2 separate regions of the Mus musculus genome follow, and region 1 is linked to region 2. A link is a loop called in an ENCODE intact Hi-C map of the cell type or tissue named here. Cell type or tissue: heart. All regions are shown on one strand.

What was found. Hi-C counts contacts between places; a loop is a spot of excess contacts. Peaks named below come from ENCODE experiments on the same cell type or tissue, not always from the same donor. Only the 100,000 strongest peaks of a DNase experiment are listed, where the experiment ranks them.
Region 1: a loop joins it to region 2, with 2.0 times the contacts of the local background. A loop is called at or near these places in 2 of 42 quality-filtered maps.

What each region holds. Positions count from the first base shown.
Region 1 is chr14:78,979,455-78,987,454 of GRCm38, reverse strand. Vwa8 (von Willebrand factor A domain containing 8) reads right to left here. Exons shown (of 45, transcript NM_027906.1): 13 at 5,059-5,219; 14 at 3,153-3,266. Among named protein-coding and RNA genes, the nearest start is that of Vwa8, 130 kb to the right of the region's middle. In heart, no CTCF peak of the experiment used is centred here; no DNase peak of the experiment used is centred here; H3K27ac peaks cover 1,289 bases.
Region 2 is chr14:78,728,393-78,736,392 of GRCm38, reverse strand. It overlaps Dgkh (diacylglycerol kinase, eta), which reads left to right and starts at 3,664. Exons shown (of 30, transcript NM_001081336.2): 1 at 3,664-4,035. The coding sequence starts at 3,976. In heart, CTCF peaks have their summits at 3,465, 4,089 (motif pointing left) and 4,962; DNase peaks (open chromatin) are centred at 2,832, 3,532, 4,122 and 4,932; H3K4me3 peaks cover 2,516 bases; H3K27ac peaks cover 1,854 bases; H3K27me3 peaks cover 448 bases.

The DNA of each region.
Region 1 (8,000 bases), 250 kb before region 2:
CTGGTTTGGGAAAGGTAAAGCTTTGGCTGCTCCAGGTCAGTGTACACGAGGAAGAACTTGTCATCATTGTAACCCCGTCCCTTTCCCACAGAGTACCAATCTCCAATATGTGAAGGCCCACCAGAAGGTACCGGCATGTGGGCGACATCAGAGAAGAGTGACATGCAGTTGAAAAATAGTTTTCTTCAAATGCAAAGACCTATACACAGATGTTCACACCCTTCATTCGGGTTTCCCCAGTGTTAAGACTTTATCAGCTTATACTCACATTGCTCACAGTGGCAATTCCTGGGCCATTAATTTGGCTTATTTTACTGACACAGTCACAAGCCTATCTATCCCTTCTACCTCAAAAAGCAGCTCATGCAAACACAAGGCCTCCTTTCACAATCATACCACCATTATGATATTAACAGAATTAATGAATCCAATAGGAGGGAATATACACACTGTACATATTTAATCATTTTTCATTTGGGGGTGTATGGGAGGGTGGTGTCTCTGCTGTGTACTGTGTGTGTGTGTGTGGGTGTACTTGTTAGTACAGGTGCATGTGTGTGCCTGTGTTGTGTACCATGTGTGTACTTATTAGCACAGGTGCATGTGTGTGCCTATGCTGTGTACTGTGTGTGGGTTCTTGTTAGTACAGGTGCATTTATGAGAGCAGAGGTAGCCAACTTTCCTCAGCTGATTGCCCCATTTTTTTTGTTGTATTTTTTGACACATGGTCTTGCTGTAGGCCTGACTGCCTCTGACCTCACTATGAATAACAAGGTTGGCCTTCAGCTCAGACTGGTCTATCTACAGCTGCGTCCCTGATACATCTGAACCCTGGTTTCTACCCTTATATTTAAGACAGGGTCTGTAACTGAACCTGAAACTTCATCTACAGGGATAAGCTAGTCAGCCAATTAGTTTCAAAGATCTGCCTGCCTTGGTTAAACTTCTGCCTCATGCCGGGTTACAGTTCCTATATACATAGTACCTGGCTTTTTATATGCCGGGGTTACAGCTCCTATATACATAGTACCTGGCTTTTTATATGCCGGGGTTACAGTTCCTATATACATAGTACCTGGCTTTTATATGCCGGGGTTACAGCTCCTATATACATAGTACCTGGCTTTTATATGCCGGGGTTACAGTTCCTATATACATAGTACCTGGCTTTTTATATGCCGGGGTTACAGCTCCTATATACATAGTACCTGGCTTTTTATATGCCGGGGTTACAGCTCCTATATACATAGTACCTGGCTTTTTATATGCCGGGGTTACAGTTCCTATATACATAGTACCTGGCTTTTTATATGCCGGGGTTACAGCTCCTATATACATAGTACCTGGCTTTTATATGCCGGGGTTACAGCTCCTATATACATAGTACTTGGCTTTTTATATGCCGGGGTTACAGCTCCTATATACATAGTACCTGGCTTTTATATGCCGGGGTTACAGCTCCTATATACATAGTACCTGGCTTTTATATGCCGGGGTTACAGCTCCTATATACATAGTACCTGGCTTTTTATATGCCGGGGTTACAGCTCCTATATAAATAGTACCTGGCTTTTTATATGCCGGGGTTACAGCTCCTATATACATAGTATCTGGCTTTTTATATGCCGGGGTTACAGCTCCTATATACATAGTACCTGGCTTTTTATATGCCGGGGTTACAGTTCCTATATACATAGTACCTGGCTTTTTATATGCCGGGGTTACAGTTCCTATATACATAGTACCTGGCTTTTTATATGCCGGGGTTACAGCTCCTATATACATAGTACCTGGCTTTTTATATGCCGGGGTTACAGCTCCTATATACATAGTACCTGGCTTTTTATATGCCGGGGTTACAGCTCCTATATACATAGTACCTGGCTTTTTATATGCCGGGGTTACAGCTCCTATATAAATAGTACCTGGCTTTTTATATGCCGGGGTTACAGCTCCTATATAAATAGTACCTGGCTTTTTATATGCCGGGGTTACAGCTCCTATATACATAGTACCTGGCTTTTATATGCCGGGGTTACAGCTCCTATATACATAGTACCTGGCTTTTTATATGCCGGGGTTACAGCTCCTATATACATAGTACCTGGCTTTTTATATGCCGGGGTTACAGCTCCTATATACATAGTACCTGGCTTTTTATATGCCGGGGTTACAGCTCCTATATAAATAGTACCTGGCTTTTTATATGCCGGGGTTACAGCTCCTATATAAATAGTACCTGGCTTTTTATATGCCGGGGTTACAGCTCCTATATACATAGTACCTGGCTTTTTATATGCCGGGGTTACAGCTCCTATATACATAGTACCTGGCTTTTTATATGCCGGGGTTACAGCTCCTATATACATAGTACCTGGCTTTTTATATGCCGGGGTTACAGTTCCTATATACATAGTACCTGGCTTTTTATATGCCAGGGTTACAGTTCCTGTATACATAGTACCTGGCTTTTATATGGGCTTTGGGGATCCAGACTTAAATCAAGCCTGTGTAGACAGTGCTTTAACTTCTGAGCCATTTTCCCAGGTCTAATCTTTTCTATTTGTGTTTTGTAAATGTTTTCATGTTGTTTCCTGCTACAGGAAAATCGAATCTCACCCATAGCATTTGACTGTTATACCTAGTGAAAGAGCTGTAAGGAAGCTGGGGGCAGGAGGCCAGCAATGCCTCAGGGACATCCACAGTTATGCCCATGACTTCCTAGTAAAGCTGGCTTACCTTCTTAATACAGTTGAGACAGTTATTTAAAAGTACAGGCTAAGAAGTCAGTAGGGCCTAGATTAAACCTCAGGTTTTAGAAGTGTCAGGCTATCTCATCCACAGGACACCAAACTAAGCCATTCAGTTATTGTTTGGTTTGACTCTAGCTTAGCTAAAAATAAAGACTGCTACTTTCAGCTTAGCAGTAAGTTAACGCTAAGAATAGTGTAGTCAAGGGTTGGCTTGCTGCCAAGCCTCAGGAGGAGTTGGCTCCCCAAGACCCAAGTGGAGGAAGAAGACAGGAGATTCCCTCAAGTTGTTCTCTGGCTCCTGTATGTGAACTGTAGTATGTGTACATACACATCCATGCACATACATATACAATAAATAAAAGTTAAAAAACAAACTGATAATAACGTCCTTCAAATGACCTGTTCTGTAGCTGCTCATCGGTCAGTTGTAGCTTCTCCTTCAAGCTCAGGTACCTGTCCTCCCTCAGCAGCCGAGATCCATCATACAGGCTGAGCTCCCGGTCATGGATCAGTCTGATGGGGAAGGGGTTGGGGGAAACAAGTTAATCAATGATGTAAGGAGAGGCAGCATCACTCAGTCTGCATGTCATGCTGGAGGACAAGCCTAACAACTGTCTTAGGTGCGTGTTCACAACAGTAACTTCGTCAGTGCTATTACGCACTATCCTGGGCAGACATGCTGGACTCTGCAGAGGAGCAGTCCCAAATGCCAGCGATGGGTATGAGGGAGAAGAGACATGAAGAAGGGGAGGAGGAGGTGGGAGACAATGCCTCAGCTCACCCATGGGGCATGTTTTCACGTGTAAGCCACACACACTCCTGAATCCAATGCAGCTTTGAAAGGGAAAGTATCACTATAATATTTCACTGTTGAAATTGCAGGACTTAAGATATCAAAAGCCTCAGAAATAACTCCATTGCTCCTCCACATGGCAGCCCCAAAGCAACTAGCTTCCCATACTGTGTAAGACTCTACTGCTAGGTCTGCAAAGGTCAGAGGGCAAAGACTCATCTAGAAGCTATGAGCACAGGCAGTGCAGTCTGGAAGGCCTGGGTTCAAGTCCAATGTGCTGAACAATCAGAGAAGGGAGAACCATTCCATCTCTCTAAATTTTACTCTAAAATTAAGGCAAAAAAATTAAGACAACAATGCCAATCTCATATAGTTGGTATGAAAATTGAACAAGTAATTTAAAATACATGCTTAACATCATCTTGCTCAGTTTTCCTAAGTTAGGATTCCTAGGCAGCATTTTAAAATGCCCACGTAAAAAACTCCAGCCTGTATCATTTGAAGCCCTGGTAGGGATGGAGGCCAGGCACTGTATTTTATAGCTCCATTTGTCAGCATCCATCCTGCAAGCGGCCTGAGGCTGACACTGGAGCCTCTGGTTTAGCACAGCACAGGCTCCTTGCTGCTGTTGCTGCTCTTTTGTCCTTGGCCAGGCATCTGAGAGACAGCCAACAAGAGAGGGCTGAGCCTTTTCTTATTTTTGTATCCACATTTATCTGTTTGGCAGAGAATATTAAATTATGAGTCTAAGAAATGTGGTAAATCACCAAAACTTTGTGATTACTATTTTTAAACCCACACAGACCGAATCAAGATTAATACAACAAACACATTTGGAGTCTTTCATTCCACTCAGTGCCTGCATCTTGTCAGCGATAAAAACTGTGGTTAGCTGGGTGAAGAAGTGGCTTCTTTCATTTATTTGACACTTCCCAGTAAGTCAGATTAAAAAGTCATGCCGTAGGAAAGGGATGAAAAGCATCAGTAACCTCAGAGATGACACAGGCGGGGAAGACTTTCCACAGAAATTAGACAGAGAATCTTCCCACATTAAACTGTTTCTCACTCAAAATAAGAAAATGAAGGCTACAGAAATGGTCATATCTGTGCTGAGTGAAATAAGCAAATAAATACACATTTTATATTAAATTTTATTTTCTCTCAAAAAATTAAATAATAAAAAAATATTACAATAAGCTCAGCTCCAATGTTGTCTGGGATGATGTCTAGACGTATCGTTAAGATAAAATTGCAGACGCTCCAGCTGTGTGGTTTGTTGCACATATTGATCTATGTCCATAAGCCTCTTGGAGCCACGGCTGGCACACTTTCATCCTTTAGCTCTTACACAGCAAATTCTGCCACAGAGGTGAGGTTTGGGGTCTGATAGGCATGTGTTTATAACCAAATATTAATAATATTGTATTCAGCTTAATAATATAGAACTGTAAATTCCTCAGGACCTGAAATCTCAGTGTTTAGGTTGGCATAAAGACTGTCTATGATGCAAACCTTTGCAATACAGCCAGTGTGCCAGCGTTGACGCGGTGGATACCATCCAACAGGACCAGTTTGCCTTCCCGGGCAGCACTCACAAGGGGTGAGGAGCGCCAGGCGGTGTCGCCGTTGGGGAGCGTGTACCGCTGCTGTAGCAGGTCCCGCGCAGTCATATCCTAAAAGCAGGCACCAGCAAAGAATATGCAGAGTTAATGTTGAAGACCTATGCAATGCTTCTTTAGCCTTGTGGACATGTGTTTGCACACATTTGTCTTTGTACAGCATATTTCAAATAACAAACAAAAAGTTTTCTCAAATCCAAAGAGAAATATCACCAGAAAGCTTTAGGTATTTCCCCCTTATTACATATTTGCTCGATGTAAGAATGAGAGTTTGCCATCTTTCTCTTATTATTTAGTACTCCCTTTCTCTTTCAAAAGGATGACAACAGTAATTACTGCCACACTGAATGGAATCAGGTTCCATCACTGCATCCTAGAGACCATAGTGTGGGTGTTCTCTTTCACACTGAGAAGCTGGACATTCAGAGATGACTACGTTTTTTTTTTTTTTTTTTTTTTGAGACAGGTTTCTCTGTGTAGCCCTGACTGTCCTGGAACTCACTCTGTAGACCAGGCTGGCCTCGAACTCAGAAATCCGCCTGCCTCTGCCTCTGCCTCCCAAGTGCTGGGATTAAAGGCGTGCGCCACCATGCCTGGCTCAGAGATGACTACTTTATCCACCATGTGTGTTTCCTTTTGAAAAGCCTTCCTAGGGCCTATGCCTTGACTCCTTGGACTTACAGAGGCTAACCATGAAGGAGAGCAGGGACTGAGAAACAATAGCCCAACACTTAAAGAGTAAATTAAGGGCCCACACATCACACACCAGCCCTGAAACAGTGCAGGCAAGTCAAGCCAGCCAGCAATCATTGTACCGTGTAAAGCTACAGTAAAACGATGTGGTGCCCTGACAGGAGCAGGGCTTCCTCATGTGTGTTCGTGTTGGGAAGGCTGTCTCAGCAGTTTCAGATGCACTCTGTGCTGCTGTATCAAACACAAATGCGACCTTTACCCTCACCTTTATTCAAAATGTTATATTCCTTTGTAAGTTCTGCTGTAAACACTCCTAGTTTTAAGCAGGAAACCAATATTTATAACAACAACAATCTCACTAAAACCCAGAGTAAGATGTGAGACTTATTTCTTTCAATGATAGGGAAACCTATCAAAACAGTACTGATTTCAATGCTTCCTGACCTGGTCACAGGACACAGAGAAATCAAGCAAGATCTGGGCTGGAGCTTTATCCCTGTAGGTCCTGGATGCCACACTACTGACTACAGGCAAGATGTGACACTGGTGCAGCCCTGGCCACAGTCTGTCATAGAGGCAGCCGACTGCTTTTTGTCTGTTTTTCTTTTTTCAGTTTTGGATTTGGGGCCTGTTACAAAGAAGGTAATTCACACCTGGTACAGAAACCTGGGGAAGGCCATAGGCCCTAGTAGAGAAACTCTTCCTGTTATTTGGTTTAATGGATGTGATATATCCTCACACTGCCTCCTAGGTAAGTGTGCTTACGCCCAGAGCAGGGAATCTGGGAGCCTTGGTCACAGAAGCTTCCTTTTCACAGTGGTCAATGGCGGCTGCAGACTCACAACTGGGGGAAGCATTGAGATTAAGTGAATATTGAGTGCTCAGTCCTAAGCAGAGCTCCTTTATGGAGCAGGGAATACTGCAGGAGGAGGAGTACAAAAACTGTTAAGGGCACTGGGAGGAAAGAGGTGTGGAATGCTAAAGACCACACAAGGCACTGCTGTGATTGTCTACAAAAATCTATACACTAGAAGCCCATCAACATCTCGTTATGGGGGAGGGAGACTCGGGGTTCCATCCCTCCCTAAAGACAGGGATACTAGCTGACAGAGCAGAAGCATTTCTTCTGTGGCGTAGCCACTAATAACACGTCCATATTCCTGTACAAAACCACGTGACATTCATTTGGGTCATGTTCCTCACCCCCAAATAAGAGAGAAGAGAGTGGAAGGGAAGTTGTTAGTATGATGAGATCAATCAGCATTGGTCAGAAGGGGACAACTCAGGCTAACAAGGCCAATGTGAACCAATGAATTATAAACATACATGAATATGTGATAGTTAAATGCACTATTACATGTGATAATCAAATAAAAAAAGATAAATACAACTACCATTAAAAGGTAATGACTTAATAAACAAAAGTATGATTATATTAAATTATGAGGAAATTTTTCTGGATTTCTGTATTTGATGTGTTCATAATATACATACATGTGTTTTGTCTGTATGTATGTATATGTAGCACATGCATACTCGGTGCCTCCATAGGTCAGAAGAAGACATTATATTCCCTGGAACTGGAATCATATTCAATTATGTGGGTATTGGGTCCTCTACAATATTGACAAGTGCTCTTAACCACTGAGCCATCTCTCCATCATCATGAAGACATTCTTAAACATAACATTCAAATTCAGCCAAGCTCTATAACCTTAAAATGCTGTTTTAGATACGGTGTCAACATTTAGCCTTACTCTTTGTGGTGGTTAAATCAAGAATGGCCCTCATAGGCTCATACACCTGAATGCTTGTTTTCTCACTGGCAGTACTGTTTTGGAAGGATTAGGAGATGTGGCCATGTTGGAGTTGGTATGTTGCTGAGAGTGAGTATGGAGGTTTCAAAAGCCTAAACCAATCCTGGCCTGTGTTCCTTCTCCCTACATGGCCCACCCCGATCCCATGCCTCGTTTGTGGATCAGATGTAAGCTCTCAGCTACTGCTCCAGCACCATGCTTACAGTTATTCTCCCTGCCATGCTGGCCATGTAATCACCCTCGACACTATAAGGAAGCTGTCCTGGCTAGTTTTGTGTCAACTTGACACAGCTGGAGTTATCACAGAGAAAGGAGCTTCAGTTGA
Region 2 (8,000 bases):
GCTTTCCTAGGGTCCTGTAGTCTGATTAATACACATAATGAATGAAAACAGTCACGCTAAAAGTAGTGCTCTTAGGATGGTCTGATAGTAGTGAGATCAAACTGTGTATTTTTAAGACATCCTTAAAACACAATGACTTGGAAGAGTTGAAAAACAGAACTAGTTATAATGGACAATCAGGAGCAAAGAGAACTCTATTTTATTATACAAGACAGAATTTACTGTGATAAGACAATGGAGATGGTATTCTGTTTCTTGCTTTATGTTTTGAATTGTTTTATGTGTGTGTGTGTGTGCCTGCCTGTCTATCTGTGCCCCATGTTCATGCAGGTACCTGAGGCCAGAAGAGGGCATTGGATCTTTTAGAACTGGCGTTACAAGTAGCTGTGAGCTGCCCAAGGTGGGTACTGGGCACTGAACGTGGGTCCTCAGGAAGATCATTGAGTGTTCTTAGTCACTGAGCCATCTCTCCAGCCCTTCCACCTACAAGACACCAGTTCCATTTATATAGAATCTGCTATCATAACCAGACCCCTTCATTAGGTGCTCATGGAAGTAAGGACTTCAATGGGAACTGGGGAGATACCAACATTTAGACCATCGAAACAGCTGTATTTGTAGTCACATTAATGAAGCAATCTGGATTATAACCCCGGCTCTGGGAGTTACACAGGTCCCTGGGCAAGCTGTATTCTTCTTTTCCAGTTTTAATGTCTTTCCTTCCTTCCTTCCTTCCTTCCTTCCTTCCTTCCTTCCTTCCTTCCTTCCTTCCTTTCTTTCTTTCGTTCTTTTTTTTTCTTTCTTCCTTCCTCCCTCCCCCCTCTCTTTCTTTCCTTCTTTCTTTCTCTCTCTCTTTTTTCTATAAAAAATAACGTATGTGTGTGTTTGAGAGAGAGATGGGGAGAGAGAGGGAGGGAGAGAGAGAGAGAGAGAGAGAGAGAGAGAGAGAGAGAGAGAGAGAGAGAGAGAACACACAACTTTTGGGAGTAGGGTTGCTCATTCTGCCAGATGGGTTTGGGAGTCTGAAAGGCAGGCTTGTCAGTGAGTGCCTTTACTCCTGTGTTACATCACCAGCCTCTGCTCTGGTTTTCCATGAAAGGCACTGACCACTGTGAGAACCAAGTGGGACAATGCAGGGGAAACATACCTGATACCGTATTACAAGTCATTCTTTCAACAGACTTGAGAAACATGGAGTGTGCTGAGAACTATACCGGAGCCAGGAAGATGGAAGACGTCAGTTATAATATTTGCTACCAGGAAGACGATATGTGAAAGCTGACTTCAAAAAAGTCTTCTCAGGCATTATGACAGGATGGCGTGTAGTCATTTAGTGTAGAGAGAGCAGACGTTTTTGTTTTTGTTTTGTTTTTAACCATGCAGCAAAGTCGGGAATACTTTTATGAGGAAGGTAGCCCTTAGGGTGAATCGTGAAAGATGAACAGGTGTTGTACAAGGCTGAGTAAGAGGAAGAACATTCCAGAACAGGGTACAGCATAAAAACAAGTGGCCTGAGGGTAACCACCTGAAAGGAACTCCTTGTTCCAAGGGACTGGTGAAGTAGACGCCTCGTGAAGATACTAGGACTTCAACTTGTGACTTGGGTCACTGTAAGAGGGATGACATATAAGCAGCTTAGAGGACACACAACCAATGAGGGGAGCCGGGTGTGGGGGTGGGGCTAGGTTGGTCAGGCACCTGAGGCTGAGTTCAATACCCAGCTCTCATATGGCAGAAGTTGAGAAACAATTCCTGCAAGTTATCTTCTGACCTCTCCACACTTGCACACGGGGCCCACACACAAATAAGTAAAAATAGAGTAAAAACTTCAAAATTAGTAAGGAACATAATGCAGGCCAGAGCGGTGAGGGAGAGAAAGTGAAGGGAAGGGGAAAGCAACGAGAGAAGGGAGGAACCCAGGCTTTTTTTTTTCTCCTTTGCATGACTAAGTGAATTGTGGTGACATTTACGTAAGACTAGAGAGAAAAGTCAGCTGTCAGGAAAGCACATTGTTTTACACAGGCTGAAAATAAGGCCAGGGGGATAAAGGTAGACATTCCTGGTTAGGAAGTTGGCTGGCTTCTGGGCTGGAGAGATGGCTCAGTGATTAAGAGCACACACTGTCCTTGCCTTGCCGAGGACAGGGCGTTTGGTTTGGAGCACCCACACTGGGTGCCTCCTAACTCCAGCTCCAGGGATACTTACTGGATGCTTCTGGCCTCCATGAGAATTCGCACTCATATGCGCAAACCCACACACAGACACAGACACCTAAGTGAAAAAGAAAAGTCAAAAAAAAAAAAAGTAACAATATGCTTGAAAAAGAGAAGTTCGCTTCCGGTCTGGGATAGCTCAGTCGGCAGGTAGAATGCTCACCTAGATGGAATGAAGGGCTGGTTTTGAGTGAGCCCCAGTGTTCAGCTGTGATCCCAGGGCTGAGGTAAACGCAGCATGGTCAGACTGCTCACTCACCCCACTTAAACCTCATTCAAAGTAAATGAAGGACAGGCTATTTAGGCAGCAGGTTGGAGGCCACTGAACAAAGCATAGTCACTAACAAAGAAGACCCAACAGTCCAAGGGCCCATTTAAAGGAGAGATTCAGGAATGCAAATTTAGTCAGTCAAGTTATAGAAAGTGAGGGCTGGAAACCATCCAGTGGCTTAGCTCTCTCCACAATCCTTAGGTGACCTTTATGAGTGTAGCTTCAGCGGAATATTAGCCTCGGAAATTAGTATGACGTGGGAGCATGCTGGATCAAGTAGTGTTTTGATTTTTCGGTTTCAAAACGTGTGAATTCATCTGTCTACCAGACTAAGGGCCAGAAGATGGTGCTGGCAGGAGTCTGAAGTCCACGAGAGAGGAAATGACCCATGCAAATGCAGTCACTGCTCGGTTTGCAACTAGATGGAAACCATCTTCACTGCCAGTAAAGATGATTTCAGGAAAGATGATTTAAAAAATTGCTTGTTGCAATTTTCATTTTCTTTTTCCCGGAGAGCAGCAGGAGAGACAGTTGACATTTGAGCTCTCTCTCGGAACTGCCCCTGTCCCTAATTTGAGCAGAGCGCTCACAGCGGACCACAGACCGGCTCCTTAGCTGGTTTTCTTTCCACGAAATCTTTCAGCCATAGAAAATGAACAAAAGCAGGGCTCCCCAGACAGCCCAGCCAGACATCTCAGCTGCCGGAATAGGTGCTTGGGAGTGGCTCAGGGGTGCGAAGCGCAGCCTCGCTCTGTTGAAGCCAGGTACTGTCCTGGGCAATTGGCTCCAGGTTTAGCTCCCGAGGCGGCCGTCGGGGGCTACAGGCACCCGTGGCGAGGGATGCCAAGGGGAAAGGGTGCCAGGTTCCGCTCGTCCGGCGCAAGCTACTCATCCCCGACATCCCCCGATTCTTCTGGCGATCCGGGCCCCGCGGCGCGGTTGCCTCTTTTAGCCGCACCACTGCCCGGTGCCCGTGACCACCCGGTGGCTGCTTTCGGTTCCGCGCCTTATATGGCCTGGCAGGGGGGTCACGTGCGTCCCGGGCCGCCCGCCGGGAGGGGCCGCTGGGGGAGGGGCGGACGGCGGGAGAAAAGGGGAGGGAGTCGGAGGCGGAGACAGGAGAGAGAGAGGGGCGGATTCTGCGGCCGTGGGAGGCGGCGGCGGCTTGAGGAGCCGAGCGCTCGCCGCCGCGCCGTGGAGCGGGACTCAGGCGGCTGCGGAGGCGGTGGCGGAGGAAGGGACCGGCGCGGGGGCGGGCGAGCGCGGCGGAAGCCAGAGAACGCGGGAGGGCCCGTGGCTGGCCCCGGGCAGGAGCCAGGGCGGCAGCGACAGCGATCCCAGCGAGGGAGGCGCAGGCAGCGGCGGCGGCAGCGACAGCGATCCCAGCGAGGGAGGCGCAGGCAGCGGCGGCGGCAGCGGCGGCGGCAGCGGCAGCGGCAGCGGGGGCCGGTGTCCGTGCGCCCCGGCGGCCAGCGGGCGCGGGCCGGCGCGATGGAGCCTCAGCACGTGCGCCCCGTGCTTGGAGCCCAGAGCCCGGCCTGGGAGGAACCGGTGGGTACCGCGCCCGCGCCCACCCCTCCCGCTTGTCCTTGCTCCCTGCCTCCCCCTCCCGGCCCATGTTCCGTTCAGGAAGCGGTCCGGGATGAGGTCCCCAGCTGCTTCCCAGCCGGGGCAGCGCTTCCTCCGGCGCCCGGGCTCCTCCTTGCTCGCCGCCCGAAGCGCCTTTGTCCGGTCGGCCTCTGGCGACGGTCCTTAGAGGACCGTTTCCGCGCTTCATCCTTTTCCCAACTTTGCACTTCATTCCCGAGTGTGGCGCGGCGGCCCGGGGAGTGGAGGCGACGGGGTTGCGCGGTCAGCGGGTGGCGCCGGGAGGAGACGGGGCTCACCTCTTGACCGCGCCCTGGCAGTCACCTGGGCACGCAGGTTCCCAAGGACCGCCGCCTGTGGAGGCTGGTGGCTGCCAGAAGCCCAGAGCCACGCCTCCGACTCGAGTGGCCGCGGCTGCCCTGAACAGTTCCGAGGGTCAGGGGACCTGGACCGGGATCCAGCCACCGGCTAACTTCGCTTTCGCCTGGATCTCACAGCACACGCCACGCGTAGATTGAGTCACTTTAGGGGCTCAGAGTGTTGCGTGTGAGAAGAGTCGAGGTCTTTGGATTTATTCCCTAAACTCCTTTAACTTATTTCTTGCACCTCAAACTGAGCCGTCTGTTATCCATCCATCCCTTCAGGGATTCCTCCCAGGAATCCCCGTCCTGCGTAGACCCTTGTAATCTTGAGTGGGCAATGAATTTTGGCTCTGCATACCCTATCTACGTATTTCTTAGTCCTTTTTGATTGACGTTGTGAACCGTCTCAAAAGCCTGGTCCAAAATTTCTGGCTTCATCCTTGCTGCGGTGCTGTTCTGATGATGTTTTCCCAGGGACTTCCTGAGTCTGCTCAGGCGGGCCCTCTGCCTGTTGAGAGCTTGTAGGTCAGGTGCCAGGCTTGCTTCTCCTTTTCTTACCCATAGACTTCCAGCCGGTTTGCCAGGGTACGATTCGCTGCCTCCTGCTTCCTGACCTTTCAGGAGTGTCCTTCGACTTTGATCCATCTGCAACTGCTTTTGCTTTTGTGAGTTTGCACGTTAGGTAGCCCATCTGTTCGTGTTCTATTGCGATCATCATTAGGGAGTAAGCTATTCTTGGTTAAAAATACAATTCATTCAGTCTTGACATTTAAGATCATTGGGAATGAAATCCAGCGACCTGTTTTGAACTTTACTAAATAAAATCCTATCAGCTTCCACCACTTACAGCGGGAAGCTCCAAGTCATGTGTAGTGCTTTTTGGGTGCTGAATGCTAGGACTTCACCGCAGTTAGAAAATTAGAGAACCTCCGGCTTTCTTCTCCAAAGTGCTAAGAAACAGAGTGCTTTCTTATTCTCCTAGAAAATCTTCAGTGCTAGTCTCGCCACATGAACGTTTAAAGCTAAAACCTTCACAGAGAAGCGAGATGGAGCAGGAGCAGTGGCTAAATGTTGAACTCTTCAAAACTTGGCGTATGTAAGTGGCTAAGGCATTTTATTAGTTCAGCAGATATTCTTATCCAACACCTATCGTGTTCTGAGATTGTTGGGCAAGCTGTTAACTCTCAGACAAGCTTTGTCCCCAAGAACCTTACTTTATAGCTGAAGGTTGACATCTATTCAAGTGTGTGTCATAAAAAGTTCTCATGAGTGATTTTATTCAGAACTTTGTGTAATGACTACAATATTTAAGGATTTTTCAAACGCTTTATATAACTACTTAAGAAAGTTGAGTTACCTGAACGACTAAAAGAGGAGTGTACTCAAGAGAAAGCAAGAATGCATTAGAGGAAACAGCTTTAAATGTTAAATATTTCTGGCTTGGAGAGCAACGGGGTTGACGTTTTAATCTAAATATGTTTTGAAGGAACACTGGGTCCATCCGAATCCCTGTTGTTTCTGTTTGGGACAGAGCGTCACACTGTAGGACAGGCTGCTGTGGGATTTTCTCGGTAGGCCAGGCAGGCCTGAAACTTCATGCCCTGCTGTTGCTTCAGCAGAATACAAGGCATCATTAAGTTCTCAAAAATCAGGGTCTTTAACTTTGATTCAGTGAGCTCAAGAATCTGAATGGAGTGAGTTCTGGTTTCCTTCAAAATGAACCTATATGACCATCATGCGGCATGCTATACTTAGAACATTAATTGCTAGTCTATATAACTTTAAGGAGCCACAGTGTCTGTCTGTCTGTCTGTCTCACACACACACACACACACACACACACACAGAGAGAGAGAGAGAGAGAGAGAGAGAGAGAGAGAGAGAGAGAGAGAGAGAGAAGAGAAGATCTAAACAGTAGAATCACAGCTTTCTTGAAGCCCAGACTCTGTGTGCTCAGAGACTCTCATTTTCAGGACCTGTGTGTGTCCCCTCCCCCCATTGCTTCCTAGTAGGTGGCACAGAACAAGCAGCTGATACATGCTCTGGCAACCACAGCTAGAGCCCCAGCTCCATGCCTTTCCCATCAAGATACATTTATCCTCTGAGCCAAAATAAATCCTTCCTCTCTTAAAACAAAATGAAACAACAGCAAAGAAAGCAAACCTGTTTTCACTGGGATCCCAGTTCTGAGGTTTTTTTGTTTGTTTGTTTTGTTTTTAACTTTCTTAAAATTTAAATATAGGTAATTTAATATTTTACCATACAAACTTGACTAAATGGGATTACTGTGTTGTTATGGCATGTGGCAACATGCATGCAAGAATTTGGTGTTTCTCTTTCTCTCTGTCTCTCTGTCTCTCTCTGTCTCTCTCTGTTTCTCTCTCTCTCCTGATGGAGCCTAAACCATGATGGCCCGATTTCTCCTATTCAGAGACAAAAACAAAAGATTCCTTGGAGATTCATGTGGAGAAAAGGGATTTTTTGGGACTTCCTGACATTCTGTCTGTGAGGGGGTGAAATTAAGTTAATTAGCTAAATTTGGATACACATTAGCTTTATTTAACATTATTCGGGCTAAATCTTGAGCCTAAAGAAGATACTTGCTAGCATAGTAAGTTTCTTGGTTTTCTTTGGTGCTAGCTTTGGAATGTAGTCCAATGTTAGTGAATATAGGCATAATCTAAATTTTAGCCCAAAAAGTATTTGGGGAATTGGGTGTGGTGCTGCACACCTGTATTCACACAATTAGGTGAGGAAGGAGGGCCCAGATTGTGGAGCCAGCATAAACTATATATTGAGACTCTGTATCCAGAGACAAGAGAAGAAAAGAATGAGGGCTGGGATGTAGATTTGGGACAGAGCACATGCCAGTGCAAGGCTTGCCCTAGCACCACTAAAGTAAATAAGTAAGGAGAATCAAAGCGTTTTGCTGTTGGGAATGAGCGGGTAGGAAGATATTTAGCAAAGCAGTCCTTAATCTTGGGTGGGAGTGGGTAGCAGATAGGTAGTTACAATTCTAGCTCAGTTTAAAAATGTGGGAGTATTTACAAAATACCTTAAGTGGAGAGAGGCTTGACTATACTTCATTCCCTAAACTTGGTTTTTATTTTCAAATGGTTCTATACCTGTTGGCATTAGCTGTTGGCAGTATACCAGTTATCAGTCCAGAATTAATGGACACTTAGAAAGGGAAGTGTTTCAAAGCAAAAAGCCCACAATACAAGCGAAAGGTTGTACAGTTCCACTTTCTGCCTGGATGGTGAGAGGCTTTGGCCTTGTGGGCTAGGACCACAGTAAGTTCCTGTAATCAACAGCACTGTTGCTCATGGAATAATTTGTTATCTAAGTAACAACTAAGAAAATTGACACAGGGCAAACTTTTTGAATGTTAATTTCTGACTATGGAATACATAGTGATTGCAGAATCAGTTCCATATTGCTGCCAGGGCAGCCTTCCAGTCTGTGCTGGTTCCATCTGTAGTCCTTTGGTTCTGGACTGATCAGGAACATGAGCCCTGGACCATGGCTTCTCAAGTACCCACTCATGGTTTTCAAGATATGACACAT